2 separate regions of the Homo sapiens genome follow, and region 1 is linked to region 2. A link is an interaction called in ENCODE POLR2A ChIA-PET data of the cell type or tissue named here. Cell type or tissue: A673. All regions are shown on one strand. Links, peaks and the distances in the headings refer to the core of each region. The heading gives the core; the rest is flanking DNA.

Evidence for each region. Peaks named below come from ENCODE experiments on the same cell type or tissue, not always from the same donor. Only the 100,000 strongest peaks of a DNase experiment are listed, where the experiment ranks them.
Region 1: POLR2A ChIA-PET joins it to region 2 with 11 read pairs; 2 of 35 experiments call an interaction of 5 or more read pairs at or near these places.

What each region holds. Positions count from the first base shown.
Region 1 is chr2:144,310,923-144,318,849 of GRCh38, reverse strand. All of the region lies in intron 1 of QTMAN (queuosine-tRNA mannosyltransferase), which reads left to right. Among named protein-coding and RNA genes, the nearest start is that of QTMAN, 18 kb to the left of the region's middle. In A673, for the core only: no CTCF peak of the experiment used is centred there; DNase peaks (open chromatin) are centred at 1,429 and 1,579; H3K27ac peaks cover 2,595 bases.
Region 2 is chr2:144,794,339-144,802,265 of GRCh38, reverse strand. The region is part of intron 2 of TEX41 (testis expressed 41); the gene reads right to left. Among named protein-coding and RNA genes, the nearest start is that of LINC01966, 84 kb to the left of the region's middle. In A673, for the core only: no CTCF peak of the experiment used is centred there; no DNase peak of the experiment used is centred there.

The DNA.
Region 1 (7,927 bases), core at 920-5,919, 480 kb after region 2:
AGTGAATCTTCAACATTTTTAAATCTTAGCATTCAACAAAAACTCTACAGCCTAGATATAAACCATAGATTACTTTTTATATAGCATATACAGTTCATCAACAAACAGTAAAGTTTCCTTCATGACTTACCTTGAAATCTTTATTCAAAGGATATACTATTCAATTTTTCAGTGTGCCACTGCCACCACTGCATGTTTTTGGTCAGAGTGCAGTGCAACTAACATCGCCATCCTGCTAGGAAAAAGATCTGCAGGTTGCTGGATAGTGGAAGTTGCACACATCTAATTTACAAGTCAGATTAGAGATCAGAATCTTACAATAGCTTTATGTGGAATTGATTTCATTTCATGGTTTTTAAGCTGTTTTTTCATTGAAGCAATGCCTGTAACTGAAAGACAGGTGTGTTGTAGCATTTGAATACCTTAAACTCTTTTGAATCTGGAATGAAAGGGATGTTCTGGATTCTAAAACTCAGAGATTTTGAATTAAATGCCATCATTCATTTATTGTGCCATAATTGAACTACCTTGAGAACTGAATTTGGAATTACTGTGATTAATATTTGGAAAGCTTTGCCATTTTCAAATACAAGTCACTTTAGGAAGGACCACAATTTGTGTGTGTGTGTGTGTGTGTGTGTGTGTGTGTGTGTGTTTATTTAAATAGAGCAGCAGGCACCTTTTTACCTTATAGATAAGGTAAATTTAATAAGAAATACGTGGTTTTTAACATTGATATCCCATTCTATTTAAGAAGTCCATTGTGGCCTTTCTGGAGGCCTTCAATAAGGGGAAAGGGACGATGAATAGAACACTGTAGATTGCAGTTTATGTTTTTCCTTTTAAGGCAAACCATTTTCAAAATATAATAATGCCAATGAATACATAAATATAGATTGATAGTTTGAAGTTATTTTAAGTTTACCTGTCTATATTAAAATTGAGAGCCATCTCATAAGAGTGAGTATAAAAAAGTTGTTCATTTTAGAGTGCATAGTGCCATTTAATTGAATTAGAGAACACAGTTGCAAAAAAAAAGCATCTTTTAGATGGTTCTTGAGCCATTAATTGATTTATTGAATATAATCAAGAAGAAAAATCCAGATGTTTAAAACTAGTTTTGTATCAGGTCAGAAGAGTATTTAGCTTTATTCTCCTCCACTCCCTTGTCTGATGAGTTCTCATAAATTGCTTTCTGAAATGACAAAACATTGGGATTTGGAAAGCCTTGAGAATTCATCAGTTTTATCTTTTTCTCCAGTGTTTTTTACAAAGGACCCATTTAGTCGTGATATTTATAGGATATGAGGAAGGCAGTGATCCTGGCATTCGTGGACTCCAGAAAACATTTTGGAGAAAAATTAATGTAAGGTAAGGGTGTAGTAGGTATACATTGCTGTATTCATTTTATTGTCCCTTCCTTCCTTCCTTCCTTCCTTCCTTCCTTCCTTCCTTCCTTCCTTCCATCCTTCCTTCCTTCCTTCCCCTTGAAGATCTTGTTGCATACCAATTTATTCATTTTAGTATAGCAGTGACTATTTAAATGGGTCCCTTTCTAACCACCTTTCCCTCCAACCTCAAAATCCCTGGTTAAAATGCTTTTCTTTAAAGAGAGTCAGAGGTAATTTTTTGAATGGAGAAAGTGAGGCTATTCCAGACATTGGGAAATGAGTGGAGTATAAAAGGGAGAATGAGATCTAAATGTGTTGTGATAGATAGTAAGATCATAGATGAACACTCTATTTTTGGATTGAAAAGGGTGCTAGAGTAAGTATATCAATGGAATACAGTGGCTTGTTATCATTATGAACTGTTTAGTAAGTCTCCAGTATGCCAGACATTGAGTAAGACATTTTGCATAAATTCTGTCTTTCCAAAATCTTGAAACAGGTGCAACTATCCCAATTTCCTTATGAGGAAACAAGTTAAATGGTGTATACAAAGTCTTAGAGTAAGAATTGAAATAGAGAATCATACAGCTAGTGGCTCATTTTGTGCAGAGACCTTTTCTTTCTGGTGATTGTCTGATAAGTTATTAGTGAATAGAAAAGAAATCTGAAAGGCCAGCATACATGTAGGGAGATTTTAAGATTAACAGCTTTTAACACGAATGACTTCATGTTAGTGTTGTAGAATGACATTGGAGCCTTCTTGAGAAGCAGTGACATATTTGCGAATATTGTATCTGGACACTAGAACTCAACCATCTAATGGGTTGCCTTTATTATTAGTAAAGTATTGTATAGCTGCACTTTCAGGTGTAAGTGATGCCATGGTACAAAACTCATATACGGAGGGCAGGTGATCATGAGCTACCAAAGAAACTGCTATATATCATAAGCTGAATTGGATCACCTCCAAATAGAATCTGTAGAAAAGTACTTGAAAGAGGACTGGTTCAAGCAGTCATCTGATACAAAGCTGACTACCAAACATTTTGGGATGCAGGGATGATAACTGGATAATGGTATCATGAAGCTCATTAAAATAAGAACTGTAAATGTTTACAGGCTTTACAAGCAGATATATGCAGCTCTGTAACAAAATATCATCTTCTTGGAAAGGACCCATTTGGTTAGGAACAAGGCCTTAGCAGCAGCGTTTTTTTTTTTTGAGATAGGGTTTCACTCTGCCCAGGCTGGAGTGCAGTGATGTGAACATGGCTTACTGCAGCCTCAACCTCTGAGCTCAAGCAGTCCTCTCGTCCCAGCCTCATGAGAAGCTGGGACCACAGGCATGTGATAATACCCAGCTAATTTTTTTAGTTTCTGTAGAGATTAGGTCTCGCCATGTTGCCTAGGCTAGCATTTTTAAATACAAAAGGCAACTGTGCAGTAGGGTGTTGGAGTCAGATGATCTGGTTATGTTTTTTGAGATATAGAGCAAAATGATGTGGGATATTTGGCTTTGCTATTTGTCCCCCAGGGGGAGTGAAGTAAAGCACAGCCAAGGTGATAGTGTCATGGCAGAGCTTAAATGTGAGTACTGTGGCACCTTGGTGTGGGATGTGGTAATGAAGACAGGACAGGTAAAAATGAATGAAATCATGAACTCAAAATGTTAGAGTGAAAAATACTTTTCTAATTGTTTGAAAATACAGAAAAGTAAAAAGGCAAACAGATCATAGGCAAACAAATAAGACAGTTGGACAGAGGTGAGAAGTAGGAGGGCTATTCAAGAGTACAATAGTCCTAGAAAGTTTTTCTCAAAGAGGGAGACGACTTGGAAAGAGAGAGCAGAAAAGTGATTTAGAAATAGATGTTACTGAAATATGTGAGTGAGCTGCTCAAAGACTGCCAGGAGACAGAGAAAATACTGGATAAGAAGGAACAAGTGACCTTTAATATGAAGTTGTATTTCTATCTTATGGTGGTCAAAGGTGACCAGCTAGTTCAGGTAATGGCTTCCCAAGAAAAGACATGCTGATTGTTCCCATTTGTTCTGGGAACATTTATGGATATTTCTATAGGCTGGACTTATCCTTGTATCTTATGATACTGGGTGACTTGGATTTCTGATTTAGAATCTGACTTAGGCTATAAGTTTGTTATGATTATTATCCATATTATTTTCAGCTTTTGGGCAAGAGATTACACTTTAACTGGCTATCCTTGCCATCCTCGAGAAGTAAGGTATCAGATGTGACTTTAAAAATTAACTTTATGGGCCGGATGCGATGGCTCATGCCTGTAATCTCAGCCCTTTGGGAGGCTGAAGCGGGTGGATTACCTGAGGTCGGAGTTTGAGACCAGCCTGGCCAAAATGGTGAAACTCCATCTCTATTAAAAATACCAAAATTAGCCGGGGATGGTGGTGCGTGCCTGTAATTCCAGCTACTTGGGAAGCTGAGGCACAAGGATCGCTTGAACCCTGGAGGTGGAGGTTGCAGTGAGCCGAGATCACTCCACTGCACTCCAGCCTAGGCGACAGAGCAAGACCCTGTCTCAAAATAAATAAATACATAAAAATTAAAATTAACTTTATGGAGTATAATTTATGTCCAATAAAGTGAACCAATTTTTAAGTGAATTTTGACATGTGTGTACACCCATGTTAACTATCCCACTTTCAAAAAATAGAACAGTTTATCATCCCTAAAAGTTCCGTTACGCACTGTTTCTATTTATTTATTTATTTGAGACGGAGTCTTACTCTGTCACCCAGGCTGGAGTGCGGTGGCACTATCTCCACTCACTGCAAGCTTTGCCTCCCGGGTTCACGCCATTCTCCTGCCTCAGCCTCCTGAGTAGCTGGGATTACAGGTGCCCACCACCATGCCCGGCTAATTTTTTGTATTTTTTAGTAGAGACGGAGTTTCACTGTGTTAGCCAGGATGGTCTCGATCTCCTGACCTCATGATCCGCCAGCCTTGGCCTCCCAAAGTGCTAGGATTACAGGCTTCAGCCACTGCGTCTGGCCCCCTTAATGCACTGTTTCTATCAGGCCTTCCCTTTCCTCATCTCCCCACAGACAGCTAGTGTTCTGATTTCTATTTCCATAGATTAGGTTAGCCTGTTCTTGAGCTTCATATATATGAGATGATAGAGTATATACCCTTTTGTATCTGACTTCTTTTCCTCAACATAATGTTTTTGAGATTAATCCATGTTGTTGCATGTATTAGTGGTTCATTCTGTTTTGTTGCTGAGCAGTGTTTTATTTTATGTAATTTGTTTACCATTCTTCAGTTAATGAGCATTTGACTGTTTTTCTATTTATTGGCTCTTGCAAATCATATCACTATAAACAGAATTTTTGTATAAGTCATTTTATGAACATGTATTCCATTTTCTCTGTGTTAAATACCTGAGTGAAATTATTCTTTGATAGGATTGCTATGTTTTAATTTTATAATTATATATATAACTTTATATGTATAACTTTTCCTAAATGGTTATACCCATTTCTACCATGCATTGTTAGTTCAAGTTTGTAGATGTCTGTATTTTGTACCAAGAATATTGGTTTGTACTAAATGATTTTTACAAAGCCAGAGAGCCTGTAGGAGTATTCTTCATGTAATAGCTGAAATCTAGTATATTTTAAAGATATATCTATTTAAAAAAAAAAAACTCTAATGATAATAAGATTGATTAAGTATATATGAAATTATTGATAAGTAGATATGCAGTTATTGACCTGGTTGGTTGCACAGAATTTTTCATTTTCATTTTGCAGGTAGCATGTTTTAATCTAAATTCTAATGTGGACATTTTCCATTGTAAACAGTTGGCTCTTCATGAAATGTATATATAATTAAATATGAATAATACTAATCTTTAAGGTAAAATTTGTATGACCAGATGAAGAATCTCCTTTTTTCTTTTTCCTTGATATGTTTAGTCAGTAGCTTTCCCCCTCATTTTTTTGTAAATCTGTATTTCACATTGAGTTGCTTAAAATGAGAGGTCTCATAATAGGTAAGTGGTAAATGTAGGGGAATTATACACTTTTGATAATAGAATGATGACTAGGAATTGTTTGTTTCAGTATTTTTGCTAAAGCTCCAAAGCTGAAACCAAAGGGTAATAAGTAACCCTGCTTTCTAAAGAGGGATGTGGGGCTTAGTAAAAGAGAATAGACTTGGTTCACCCTCAACACCTGTTTCCCGCATATAGGAGAAATTAGAAGAGAGATTAAAAGTGTCATTCCGATGGAGCTGTTAATCTAGTGGGGAGTTAGTTTTGTGACATTTCCCTGTTTCTCCCCAAATGGACCTTTTTTTTCCAGCCCAGGATTTGGATTTGTCTGCCAGAAGTGTAAATTGATATGTAGTTTGTCTGGATGTTTAATGAGCTGCAGAATCTTGTTTCCTTGTGCTGCAGTGGCACCTTCCAGAGAGTTTTTGAGAAAACGTGATCATAGTCCCATTTTCACACTGCTATAAAGAAATACCTGAGACTGGGTAATTTATAAAGAAAAGAGGTTTAATTGACTCACAGTTCTGCATGGCTGGGGAGGCCTCAGGAAACTTACAGTTATGGTGGAAGGGGAAGTAGGCACATCTTACATGGTGGCTGGCGAGAGAGAAGGGTGAGTGAAGGAGGAACTTGCCAAACACTTGTAAACCATCAGATCTCAGGAGAACTCACTCACTATCATGAGAATAGCATGGGGGAAGCCACCCCAGTGATCCAGTTACCTCCCACTGGGTTCCTCCCTTGACACCTGGGGATTACAATTACAATGAGATTTGGGTGGGGACACAAAGCCTAACCATATCACGTAACATTTCTGAGAGTTGGGAGCACACTTGAACATAGACTTGTTCCTGGAGGGGAGGAGAATGACTGGCGTCAGTCGAGATGGCATGTTGAGTGAGAGAGCAGTAGGTAGAGGAGTCTGCATGTGTCCATCTTGTATGGTTAAGAAGGCATGACTTTTTTTGTCGTGCAAGTGGTCATGGTGGGAGGTAACCAGACTTGAGTTATCTGGATGGATCCTGCCAAGGAGGGCTGCTTGCCATGTGAAGGGACTGTGGGCGGGATAATGGGAGGTTAGCCTAAGAGTGTATTTCCCAGCTGGGTGTAGTGGCTCATGCCTGCATGCCTGTAATTCCAGCACTTTGGGAGGCTGAGGCAGGAGGATCACTTGAGCCCAGGAGTCTATGGCCAGCCTGGGCAACATAGTGAGACTCTTGTCTTTATTCAAAAAAAAAAAAAAAAAAAGAATGTAACTCCCACAATAGGGGACTATGAAAGATGGAAGGGTCACCTTTTTGCTTGCTGTAACTGATGACCCCTCTGCTGTGAAGTCACTTGAGAGTGACTGAGAAATAATGGAATTTATCTGGGGTTTTGAGAGATGGGGAAGTGAGATCCAGAGAAATATGTTTGAAAGCATATATTCCATTGAGTTCAGTTCACTTGACCAGTTTTTTAGTTCAATAGGATTTTTGTTCAGTTGAATAAACCTTTAGTAAGTGCTTAAACAGAATATGTAAGGTACTGTTCTAGGCATTTCATGAAAGGCAAAGATGGCTGTGGTGTTTTCTGTCCTCAGGGAGCTTCTGCTTTAGTGTAAATAGCTGAAGTTAATTCATGGCAGAATGACATAGGTACTTTAAATGTGTAAGTGGCAGTACTATGGGAATTTGGAAAGAACAGTGAATACCACTGGGGTTCAGAGGAGTCTGTGGAGGAGGCCAACTTTGGGCTGGATCTTGAAAGAACAAAAGGATATCAAGTAGGAAGAGAGGCATTCTGGCATGAGGGAATAAACAAAGCCATGGAAATGGGTGACTGAGAAGTAATTCTCATTCACACTGGAAAATGATAATTTTACTTTTTAAATAATGCTTTCAACCATCAATTAAGCTTGCTTGCCCATGTTATAATTCCAGTTGAATCTTGGTATTTTTATGTCATCTTTGCAGTTCTCTAGTGATGCGCAATGTGTCTTCCTTTATGAGCTATAGCGTGCATTATCAAGTTGGAAACGTTACTCACTTTAGTACCTGGATGGTTATAAGCATCAAAACCAAACTTCTAAGTCTAATCACAAAGCCTATTACTTTCCCTGATTTAAAACAGTAAAATGTAGAGAAGATGATGATTTTTACATATCCTAAGAAGCACTTGGCAGAGCAATTAGTTTCATAACAAGTGATTGTTTTTTAAAGCTCTCTCTAGAATAAGAATGAGTATCTTGATGCTAGTGTCACTTTTAAATAGCTATGGCTCCAGGAATGTGTCTGTTCATGTTATTATCTTAAATACACACCTTATCTATCCATATTGCTATACTTCAGATGTGAAAGTGAAAATAAAGGTGTGAAGTGCCTAGCAGACTTGTATGGATTTATGTAAATCAGAAAACACACAAACAATCCATTAGTCTCAGTGCTGAAGCCCTGATATATTAAAATCAAATATGGATTATTTCCTAAAAATTTCACGTACACACATACCATCATATCCAGTGATTT
Region 2 (7,927 bases), core at 1,195-6,194:
AGACTTTTTAGGTACATGAGAATTATTCATGCAAAAGCACAGCGGCAGAGCACAATGGAGCCCCCTCTCTGACCCCCAGTGTCATGTTCCTTGGCTCATCTGTGATTTCTGCTATAGCTGCACAGTACTGTGCAAACTCAGAGCTAGCATCCCCTTCAAGCATTTCCCATTTCAAGGACTTCTCAGGAAGCCCATTTAGCTCCTGCACAAATGCAGCCAAAGGCATTCTTCAACCAACCAGTGAGGCACAGGAAATGGTGGATCAATGACTCAGCCCTCTGTCCTTCTGACAATTCTGGGAGTATTATAGGTTTCTCAGATGTTTCAAGGAATGACGGCTTATTGCCCATTATAGGGACTTCAAAAACACATGCTAACAAAAACACACCCTGTATCTCTGGTCCTACTTCCTTATATACCCACCCAAATGTACTCCCTGCCACCAAGTCCTTGCCTCAGGCTCTGCTTTCAGTAGAATCCAAATTAAGACAAAACGTAATTTATTCAGGGTAACTATAGTAAAATATTTGGTAGTAACAAGAGAGGTCAGAGTGTATGAGAAAGGATAGTTATCTTTGAAACTAAAGAGAGCATTGTGTATAATATCATGCCAGAAAGTTCGCATTTTTATCTAAAAATGTTATAACCACTGAATGGTTTAAAACAGGAGAATAATACAATCAAGATTCTTATTTTAAAACAACCCCTGGTAGCAGTGTAAGAAATATGAATTGCATCATCCTAGAGTGAGAACTGGGAGGCTGATTTAGAGACTATACTGTGATCCAAGCAGGTGTTTTGAGTCTTCATTAAGGAATTAACTGTAGGGATGAATATGAGAGGCAAAAACCATTTGGTATTAATGCTTGGTTGGATATGTAATGTGTGAGTAGAAATGCCATTCATCCAATGACAGAATACAGGAGAAAGAGGTTTGGGAGGAAAATGAGTTAATTTTTCAGCATGTTGAAACCAAGAGCTTGGGGTAAAATTCACATGGAGCAATTCGAGTTTTTAAATTTCTTGGTAGAGATTTAGATTACAGACAAAGACATATGTTGAACTAGTTTGTGTCAGGCCCTGTGATAGATTGTCCCGAATATTCCTTACTTTATTTAACCTTCATAGCAATCCCAAAACATGAGATTATGTGTTCATAACTTTTTATTTTAGAAAACAGATTTACAGGGTTTGTTTGGAAGCACACAGCAAGTAAACAGTGGTGATGGAATTTGAACCCAGGTCTGATTAGCTGAACAATGTTCCTTAGAGTATATCACTCTGTCTCTGCCATACTACGTGTAACACCATCTTCATCTTAAAACAGCCGCTTATTGTAGAGCTATAGTTTTCAACTATAGCAAATAGTAAGGTAACTAGTCCTATGGGGCTCACACCTGAACCACAAATAGCTTGACGTTATACTAAACAATTGAGCTAATCTATTACCCTACCTACAATGTAATTCACTCTTCATATTGGTGTATATATATACCTATATATAATATATATACCACATAACAACATGATGTTATTATAAATGGTTCTACCAGTTTCATCCCAAGTGAAATATAATTTTCATGAGTTTATAAACCACACCACCACTTATAATTTACAAGCAAATAAAGAACTAGAGTGCTCATCTTAAGTAATATACACAATACCAACAGGATGAAGGGGAAGGAGATAACTGTATAATAGCACAAAATGGTAGGTGGTTATTGTCATTGGAATGCTTCACAGAACAGATGGGTGAGGTATCCTGTGGTGTGTTCAAGAAAAGGCGGTTCCGGGTATAGAGCAATGGCTTGGAAGAATACACATGGAGCTCTGAGTGGATGAAGATTCAAGGCCATGAGTGTACTGAAAAACCAAGATATAATTGTACTAAGAATCAAGATTTAATAAGCAATAGGGGGGATAAATACATGAGGTAAAATCAGTTATATACACGTGTGTGTGAGAGAGAGAGAGAGCTCTTTATTAATAAACACAGACTTCCAAAGATAGAATAATAAAATATTCAGATTGGAAGAGACATGAGATAGCATCCTATCTCCCAATGTTTAATTCCACTCTCATTTTGTAAAAGAAAAAATATAAGTGGAGAGGTTAAATAATCTTTTTCAGGGTTTAAATCCATATGTGGGCTGGGCATTTATGGAACATTTATCTGTCTAGCATTGTGGTAGACCGAGGACTGTAAAATAAATAGAACAGTGGTCCTTCCTTCAAGTATCTTATGCAATTCTATTTTAAGGATGGTTCTTTACTATTCATGAGACAATGCGTTCACTAAGGAGATAAAACAAAGACTCATGGAATTTGTAAGGGTTCCATTAGGAATATTTTTATTTCCTTAAGCTTTAGTAAATCATGTGTAGTTAGTCCATGGCCTATGTTTCTTGCCCAAAAACCTAAAGAATAAATATCTGTGGAACCTCTGAAAGAATTACAACTCTCTTAAATGAAAGTATCTTCTTTTATATTCATTTTGAACATTAAGCAAGATATTAGTTGAAAAGAGTTTAATTTCTCCACTCAACTGGTGGTTCTCAAACACAGGTCAGTGGGCCTCACCCCGATGTGTCTGATGGAGCAGGTCCAGAATGGGCTCAGAAAACCTGCACTTCTCTCAAGCTCCCAGTGATGCCCATGCTGCTTGTCTGGTGATACCACTTTGCAAACCACAGCATAAATTAGACCATGAACAACTTGTAGGCAGGAACTACGTCTCACTTATTTCTGTATGTTTAGTGTCTACCATACATTAGAATCTCAACAAATGTTCATGGGAACATGTAAATGATTGACTAATTACATACATGATGTAGCAAAAAAACTTTGGCTAATTTGGATTATTAAATCCCCAGTTCAAGAGTCTTCTTGTTACTCCCACTTATAAGGAAATTAATAAATCAAGGAAATATTAAGTAATTGCTGCCCTATTTGCTGAAAACGGAAAAGCTGAACTCTATGTTGTCATGGATACAGTATTCTATTTTCAGTACTAGTCGTGTCCTACTTGTTAATGACTGTTACAGTAACCAATAGGAAAATAACACTTCACTCACCACATTTCATTAAATTTAACACCTCATATTAAGCTTAATGGGACAATAAGAACAAAGTTCTGCTTGCCAATTGTTTACAGAATTCCACCATTTCCCTGTAGTTAGCGACTTACACAGCATCAATCTTTATGAACAGCTTCCAAAATAAAAAGGAGATAGGAAAATAAAAGTGTTCTATTTGACTTAATAATAATGACCTCTGGGCCGGACATTTCCTGACATTTAACCAACAGTTGAATTAAAAGACTCCACTGTCTTTGATTCAGGGTCTCTGCTTCTACCAGAGATTATTACCTCTCAGGAAATACCCTTACTTTCCAACATTACAAATTTAATGAAAGAGAAAGTAGAATAATATGAATCCTGAGCACCAGAATCTTCAGATCTTTGCATTTTACAGTGGTAAATGCAAAATATGGATGGAGAGTAGACAAAATCAATTAACTTGAATCAGATTCTTCACAGTTTGATCTTGATGCCAATCACAATGAAATAATGACCTCCATCGTAGAAACCTGGAGTCGCATTACTTTTTTCAAGGAAAGTTGAACTGTGAGGGTAAAGAGCTTAATAATGCATAAGGCTAGAAGAGATTATAAACAAACAGTACAGGCTTAGAAGAAAAGAAAAAAGATAATTAAATACATTTAATGATTCACACATCTGAGCAAAAGATCAAGGAAATATTGGAAAATATAATATCATTTCTAAGTCAAGGGAAATAAATGGGGAAGGAGAAAAGGACAGATAACTCAGAGGGACTGAATAAGTCTCAGATAGGATATAAAAGACTGGAAACAGATGTTTATATTAAACTGCCAATGGAGTGGTGAAACCATACAGATTGTGGTACCAATTTAACTGGAAAGAGCTATGGCGAGCAGACAGAGATTTGAGTTGGAGCTCTATTTTCCACCAGTGAACTAAAAGAGGTGGCTGCTGCCGCTACTGCTAATGATGAACACCATATGCTAGCAAGAGACATAGCCAGTGTGCTCTGCTGTGTGTGTTGGTTAGGGAAGATATGTGTAATTTTCTTTATCTGATACAGAATTAGTGCAACTTCAAATAACTACATGCAGAATGCCTGAAGAGAAGACCATATTGCTTCTCATTGAAAAAGTCAAGAGTAAGTCATTAAAAAAAAATTCACTTCAACAATTCAGTTGCAGTAATTTTACCGTGATTTAGCCATGGTATTGCTCTAGTTGTCTATTTTATTTTCATAGCAGAAAGGAAGACTACAACAGAATATTAACCACGTAGTCAAATAGTCAAAGTGATATAAACAAAAAAGAAACTTGCTGCTTACAGTCCTTTTTAAATGAGCATTATGGTTCTCTGTACATATATTCAATAGTTTTGTCAGTATATCAGCAAAACACATTCGAACCTTGTGTTCTAGATAAATTTAGTCTTACACTTTAAAATGTCAGTTCCTCAGTTTGAAAAAAACAATCTTTAAAAAAAATACTATAATAGAAGCGCCAATTTGGGTTTGTTGTTTGCTTATTGTTTTAACAGAATGTTGGGGTCCACATTCAAGATTAAAATAAACAAACAGTTAAGGTAAATGAAAAGAAAAGGGCAACTAGAGAAGTGGCACGCAAGTCATCTTGTTTTCTTTTTGAAACCAGCTGTAACTGCCTTAATTCTGAGGCTGTTTGCCTAGGTGTTTCCTAGTTAATCTAATCAATTCAGCAGGAAAAAAGAAAATCCTGGTCATTTTCTTTCACATTCAAACAAACAAAATGACTGTCTACTGGAATTTTTATGCCCCCATCATTATATTAATGTTACATAGACTTTGTCGAAACGTTCTTTCTTTTTTTCTCCATGTCTCATTAAAATATGGACAGGACAAAGGGAGAGCCACAGGATAACTTTAAAAATATTTTGGTAGTCCTCATTAAAAAGAGTTTAAGTACCTTGGATTTTATTTTATTACATGGTAATAAAACTCAGCCAGAGGAGAGATGTTCAATCTGGAACTCCAAGGCCAAAATATAAGCGCAGCTAACTCATAACCAATGAGCCTTTGACAGCGTGGACTTGCAGCTGAGGAAGCCTGTTGACCCCCACAAAAAAACCATCTGCACTATTTAAGCTACTACTTTTTTTTTTGTGATCACTGCCTTACCAGCTGAAGTTCCTTTTACACCCATTAATATGAAAAGAGGAGGAAACAAAAAGAAACTTATGACAGAATGTGAACCTCTTAGCAATTATTACCAGATAAACTTTAATACGATATGTTTACTGATCTAGTTCTGCTCTGAAAATAATTTGTTAGTGGGAAAAAAACACGAAAAAACTGAGGCAAGGAGGGAAACACTGAGGAAATGTAACTGCCAGCAGAGACAGATTAACACTGCCTTACAAGCTAATGTCATTTTATTCTTTTCTAGGGGCCTGAGACTTCTTTCCACCGCTGAAATAGTCTTTTGGATCTCTGATATCAAGAGCAAACATGTATTACTTGACAGCATTCTAAACTCATCTGTGAGAGCAGATTTAAACCCCCTGATTCTGCCTCAAGCTCCTGGTTGAATGTCGTGGCACATGGCAAGCCTAAATGTGCAACTCCTCCACGAGACTGTGCGTGATCAATCCCAGCACGCCGGTGAGTACCGTTCACCTTCAGACCCCTTTTGGGCCAGGAATCCCACTGAAATGCCTAGCAAAGCTTTTCATTCCCAGCTAAGAAGAGCAATTGCTCTCTCTGGAAAAACTTTTCCAAATGTTCTTTGAACAAACAAGAGACTTTGAAGCTTGCTTGAAGAAGGCAGACGGACACAGAGCTGTGCTCCATCCCCCTCTATCCTGCATAGGTTCCAAGAATCAACAATGAATGAGAGTGTGGAAAGAAATTGGAATTGTAGAAGTGCCAAAGGTATCCCTTGGAGCAGTGTGTATATTGTGTTGTCATGTAAAAGAGCCCTTGAAAGATAAAGGAACTGAGTCCAATTATATTACTGATTCCATGTTCATCTGAATCACTGTCTAACTTCAAACTTCCAAAGATATCACATTGCCTGCAATAATTAATTCACCTCTTCCAAAAACACGTTAGAAAATTAATTCCCAATGCTAAAATGAATTTGGCAGCACAACACATTACAATTTTGCAGGTTACCTGGCAATCATTTTGAAATGTTATCTTGGGTAAAATGTACTCTTGTATCTGCCTCACAGACCCAGTCTGTCTGATTCGTGGACTTTACTTATCATTACATTAAATATACCCATTATAAAAGAATACAACATTTATATAGATATTAAAATATATTTTAACTATGAGAACAGTAATACTAATTTTTACTACAAGTAAGCTAGGACAAACATTTTGCTCATATGAAAACAAATGAAAAATCATGTAAATAAATAAGTTGGACGTAAATTTTGTCATTATTGCATGGTTGTTACTGTGGTTCATCATGGGAGATACCTATGCAATAATTTAATCTCAGCTTAAGGGCAGCCAGGACTGCAATGAATTAATGTGCTTTAACCAGAATATAAATTTCTGGATTTGCATATCAGAACCTAGGACTCACTAAACACCATCACAATCTAACTCTATAATTTGCAGGTGTGTCAACAAATGAGAAAACTACTTGGGACATGGTAATAGTCACAATGGTTGAAATACCAGGTGTAATCAAGTAGAAGTTGTTTTTTTTTTCATCATTTTAAGGGTTTTCTTTTTTGTTTTCCTGGATTTTTAGAAAATTTTTTACTAAGGACTGAGGCTTCAGAATGCACAAACTCAGAGGAAACTCAGACTCTCTTAGATGGCCTCTCATTTGGACTACTCCAGTCCCAAAAAAATGCCTATTTATATAAATATTGCAGTAGAAAAAAAAAGCTAGACACAGCTGGCTACTCTTTCCCTTGGCAAAGAAAAGCAATGGCTTACCATCCTTCTGTTTATGGCAACACCAACTACTTTATTTGAAAAGTCACTCATTTCTATGATTGCAGTGGACATGTTTTCATCAACAGAGCAGTTCAGGAGGAAAAAATTATTTTATTAGCTAATTTTCCTCTCATGAATTAGGGATTTTTCTCTGCACAGAGAGAAATTTCAAACCCCTCCAGAAATGGAAGCATGCCCATGGATTGACTACTACAGATCAAGTTTCCAGTGCGCTAATAACCTGCTCCAGTGAAAACATATTTTTAATTTGCTTTTAGGGTTATTTATTTTTTTATTATTACGTTAAGGGTTTATAACTTAATGTCAAACATAATTTTGCATGAAGTATGTGACTGTACTATGATGCAGTAGATAAGCTTAGTGTGCATGGTTAACGTGGTCTCAAACGATGTTTTGAGAAAATGGATCACCATTTGGCAGGGTGCCATTCCGTAAACTGCTCAGTAGAACTTTAAAGGGAAAAAGTTGCAAAAAATTTTTGTGTTTTGCAAAAATATTCCTAGTAATATTAGAAGCAGAAAAAATAATTACTCTCTTATTGCTTTCTATTGGATGTAACAAATTATAGGCAGCTAATTAAGAAATTAAAAGGTTTGCGATTAGAAATTGCAAAGTCATATTTATTGTATATTGTCAACCCAGCCAAGTGGAATATTTTTAAATGGGGATATTTGTTTTAAAATACAGTAGTCACCATAGTGTCTCCAAGCTTTATGATCAGTCTGGTAAACATTTAGGAGCATCTACAATGTGCCAAGCATTATGCTGGAAATGGCAGATACAAAAATAAAAACTATATTGCCACTGCTCTCAAGAAGCTCACTGTCTAATGGAGGAGACAGGCAGAGACAAATTCTATCAATGTAATTTGGTAAGCACTATAATGCAGTTATGCAGAGGTTCTCTGGAACAT